Linked DNA regions of Homo sapiens: region 1 is linked to region 2. A link is a loop called in an ENCODE intact Hi-C map of the cell type or tissue named here. Cell type or tissue: mammary epithelial cell. All regions are shown on one strand.

Evidence for each region. A loop is a pair of places that touch in the nucleus more often than their neighbours do. Peaks named below come from ENCODE experiments on the same cell type or tissue, not always from the same donor. Only the 100,000 strongest peaks of a DNase experiment are listed, where the experiment ranks them.
Region 1: it touches region 2 in a loop (2.4-fold over the local background); 4 of 110 quality-filtered maps call a loop at or near these places.

Annotation. Positions count from the first base shown.
Region 1 is chr9:7,513,775-7,516,274 of GRCh38, forward strand. No RefSeq gene overlaps it. Among named protein-coding and RNA genes, the nearest start is that of DMAC1, 280 kb to the right of the region's middle. In mammary epithelial cell, no CTCF peak of the experiment used is centred here; no DNase peak of the experiment used is centred here.
Region 2 is chr9:7,438,258-7,440,757 of GRCh38, forward strand. No RefSeq gene overlaps it. Among named protein-coding and RNA genes, the nearest start is that of DMAC1, 360 kb to the right of the region's middle. In mammary epithelial cell, no CTCF peak of the experiment used is centred here; a DNase peak (open chromatin) is centred at 1,544; H3K27ac peaks cover 783 bases.

The sequences.
Region 1 (2,500 bases), 76 kb after region 2:
GGAATGAGAGTGCACTAAGTAGTGCTTTCAAAAAAAATCAGTTCATTAAGCTGAGAAGGTAGCATACTAAAGTAGAAAAATCAAAGTAGGATTAAATTTTAGATCTTCCAGTTCCAAATCTGATAATGTTGCTTTGTTGCCACATCATATTCTTAATTATGCTTCCAGTTTGCACCTCTGTGACATTATTCTTAATTGTCTTTGGCAGCCTTTAAACAGCGGACTATTCCAGGGAATCTTGCATGTGAAAACTAAGCTTCCTTGGGTCAGCACTGTTTTAATTGAAAAGGAATAATGGCAGATTCTCTGGCAAGGCAGTAAGTCTAGAGAAGGATCTCTCTTGGATGGGAGATTTTTCTCAATCCCTCAAATAATGTTCACAAGACAATCCCCATTACATTTATCCGTCCATAAGACTGGACTTGACAGTGGTGCTTATTAAATGAGGGCTTCTCCAGAGGTGACACTGCCTGAAGTTATTAGCAGCAATCACTAGAAGAGTATTACATGCATTTATTGACACCTCTTCTGCACTATTATCATTAGTTTAATATATTTTGTAGAAAAAAAGTATTACCCCATTTATATGTGTCTTTAGTGAGAATCCAGGTTTAGGGAAAAAAAAGGAAAAAAGAAAATGCATTATACTACTAAGGGATTAGAACTTTGAAAAATGTATTCCATGTAAATCTCGAGTCTTAGAAATTCTGGTTTCTTCTATTTCCCTATTTACTTACTGGGTTACCTTGGACAAGCCATACAACTATCTTGAAGTTCAGCTCTTTGTGCAAAATGGAATAATGACACTTGCTTGAACTGCAGTGTAGCATTATGATTAAGATTAGATGAAATTTTTGTAAAATACTAAACCAGTGTGATTACCATTATAGTTATTTGTGCTTAGAAAGTTATGAGCAAGAGTTAGCTTAGTAGGCTGCCAATTAAACAGGAAAATATACCAAAATATCATGGCTAGTATGTACATTTAGACCACAAAGATAGGTGAATTTTTAGTTTTGGTGATCAATAACTCAGAGTTGAAGAGACTTACTAGGAAAGCTGGGAACCCCAAAGTAACTCTTAGGGCCAGCAACTCGATTTAAATTATTTGATACAATGAAGTATATCAATGATAAGTTTATTCCAGGAACTTTCACTCAAGATATGTTTTCATACTATTAATAGATATGAGTTAAAACAGTTCTTTAAATGGTGATTGGTAATAGATAATAGTGGCACTCTAGCTGGCAAAATAGCAGTTGTGTGTAAGTATTGAAGGTCATTAAATTTTGCTCAAATAGGCTGTCAGTATCCACATATGCTATTAAAGTAATAAATAGTAGTTTACCTTTGATCACTTTATGGGCTTTTTGCTAATTGCTTTGCTGCAATAAATCATTTTATTCACACAATAATCCTATGATCGATCCTCTGTCATAACCCCATGTTTTTAAAAAAAGAGAATGGAGGCACAGAGAGGCTAAGTAACGCACTCAAGGTCACACAGGTATTAAGTTGTACAGCCAGGATTTGCTCCCAAGGCAGACCAACCATACAGCCCATACTCTTTACTACTACAGTGATACCTTTGAGTTCTGTGGATCCTTAAGCTTATACAATTGGAGAACCCTCTTTGAAAAAAAATACAAAAATTATTAACACAGAAATGCTAAGACCCTTCCCATGGTCTTGGAAACATAAGCTTCATTAGATTCGGAGTCAATCTACCTGTTTCGATGATACGTATCACTTTGACTGAGTTAAACTTTTGGAGAAATAATAATGACATCATTCGCTTTACTGAACCACATGCTTTTCTACATGTGGGTGGTTAATAATTGAGATTCCATGTCATAATTGTTAGTATCTGAGATTTCATGTTATAATGCAGAAAGCTGCTACTATCTAATTAGTGGCAGTTACTGAAATCACAGCTTGGTCCTAGAAGGAAGTAAATAACTTTAAAAGTGCGTGTTTTGCAGATCACAGAAGAATTAAGTAGAAACCTTATCGAGTGATTTGGGGATGAAAAATATGAAACCTAAAGAGGAGGCAGTATAGGGAACTGGTACAACCATGGATCTTTGACTCCCATCCATCTAGATTGTGGAATCATAGAGCTAAAGTTCTACCTCTATTTCTGTGACTTTGTGCAGGTTTTCTGACCTCTCTCCCAATTTTCTTATTTGTAAGATGGTAATGATAAATGCCCATTTTAAAAGGAAGTAAGGATGAAATGAGATAATGAATAAAGAATTCTTACCATAACAATCTGGCAGATGATAACAGATATATATATAGAAGTAGTAATAATTGTTAATATAATTTAATTTGTTATAAGATTTGATTCCTGATCAAATAGCTTTTTGAATCCTTTAAACTGTTTCTTTCCCAAAAGAAATGCAATGATGGAAATGACACAATCATGATTTCCAGAAATTCAGGCATTTCCAGGAGACAGGTGGTAAATGGGAACACAATGTCCGCTCTTGGAGTTCCT
Region 2 (2,500 bases):
TGACCCAAATTCCATTATGAATTATGGGTAAGGGGTGAGGCGAGTGATGTGAGAGGGATACAGTTGGTATTCAGGGTCAAAAGTGATCAAACACCATTTTGTTTCCAGTTGACTCTAGGCTAGCTCATTATGAATAAGGGAAAACATTACCTTGGAGTTTGTTTCTTAGGTCTCAGGAATTCTTTATTAAGAGTTAGATTTTTTTTTTAAGCCACTGTGGTACAGCACTGAAAGCGACTGTTTGCAAAAGAATGTAAATGCTATGTTACTAGATAGAGCCTGTACTCAATCCAGTCTTGGGGTGCCAGAATCTAGGACCTCAAAGGAGAAAGGGAAATTAGAAGGCTTTAAATATAGCAGATGGAAAAGAAAGCTTCCTCAAATAACATCTGGTGACAGTAGTTGCTGCTTTTCAAAAAAGACTGCATTATCCTCTGAGGGAAAAGACAATGTATTTTTCCCTTTAAAATATGGTGAATATATAGAGCCAAATATATAGTACCCAAATTAACCTTTTAATGAATTTAAAGTCCAAGTGAGCTGAAGCCCATAGATCACGTATTCTGAATACCTGGCATAGATTAACCAGTACCTCAGAAAAACTGAAGCCAGTGAGGAGTGCACCATGATTAGGAGCACAGGCTCTCAGGGCACCTGCCTAGGGTTTGCCTGTTGGTGCTACCACTTACTAGTTAGCTATATGACCTTGAGCAAATTCCTTGAGGGACTGGCTTGCCTTCTAAATGTGGTGGATGTAAGACCAGTGCATAGCCTAACTACTTAAACTTTAAGAATTCAGGTGCAATAAAGACTTGCCATTGCATTAAGTTAACTTTGTAAGTTAAGTTGTAGTTTCCTAAAGAAACTACTTGCATTTCAGTGCAAGACCATTGTGCTAAAGAACATCTCTGCTAAAGAGCTCCTAACTCCACCCAGGCATTGGGAACTCTGAAATTGAATTGACCAAAAGAAGAAATTGGGGAGAAATAATTTGGACTTCAGTTTCTTAGGACTTCTAACTCATGAGAGCAAAATAACTTAATTTGACACTTTAATTACTTGAGGTTTTAACTTTCATGGGAATTTAATTTTTAGACTCTATTCCCTAAGAGTTTGGTAATGAAAGTGTACATTAAAATTTGGGTATATTATTGTTGGCATTTTTAATATTGTTTTATCATATTCATCTTATTATTACAGTATCATGTTACTTGGGCCTGGGAAACAGGGAGTGGCAAGCATTCTGGATGCTCTTGTAAGACACAGGCACACTGCTGGATGGGAGATAAATCCTACCAAATGCAGGGGCCTGCCACAAAGATGAAGTTTTTAGGGATCAGGGATCTGGATACATGTTATGATTGACTTTCCTTTGTACTTCCCACCACTAAGAAATAGACATATACTTGTTATGAAAATTTTGGATATAGCACCAACCACATTTGGGAATATATCCAACTCATTTATCCTGTGACTCATAAGGCTACCAGTTTTGAATGCAGTATAAAGAGAGGTTTCTACAGCAGTATCAGTTTTCAGTACAAGTTCAGTACAGCTGATTGGGCCATATGACTCAGCAGATCTCAAGTTATTAGAGGTATCTGTGACAGGGTCTCTGGCAAACCCCAATAGGAGAGTCACAGAACAGACCCTTGGAGCAAAGCCATGCCATCTGCAGCAGAAAAGTATTCATTGTTTGAGATGCAGTTCCTGGCATGCTCTTCAGCTTCATGGAGGACATTAAGTGATTATACAAGTGAAGCTCATTGTGATGAGTTGGATATTATCAGACCTATTAAGAGGTAAAGTTGGGAGAACACAGTAGCAATCCATTGTATGATGAAAATAGTATACTCAGGACTTAGGCCTGAGCAGGTCCCCAGGGCACAGCTGAGTGAATAGGTTGCTGAGGCTCCCATGACACCTACCTCTTTTGTACTGATGCCTTTTCTTTAGCTCACTTGCCTATGGCTTCCAGGGGTTCACAATGACCAACTGATGGAGGAGGAAGTATCCAGGCCTGGATCACAGAAGGGTTGTAGTATGAACTGTTGCTGCACTACAGCCCCAATCAAGAGTGGCCCTAGGGCCGGGCGCGGTGGCTCACGCCTGTAATCCCAGCACTTTGGGAGGCCGAGGCGGGTGGATCATGAGGTCAGGAGATCGAGACCATCCTGGCTAACAAGGTGAAACCCCGTCTCTACTAAAAATACAAAAAATTAGCCGGGCGCGGTGGCGGGCGCCTGTAGTCCCAGCTACTCGGGAGGCTGAGGCAGGAGAATGGCGTGAACCCGGGAAGCGGAGCTTGCAGTGAGCCGAGATTGCGCCACTGCAGTCCGCAGTCCGGCCTGGGCGACAGAGCGAGACTCCGTCTCAAAAAAAAAAAAAAAAGAGTGGCCCTAGGAGACAGTGATGAGGGAAAATGCTCCCGTTGTGCAAAGTTTTGCAGAGTATACCTGACTATCAACTTGAATTGATGTAGTGAAGACATGTGTAGTCA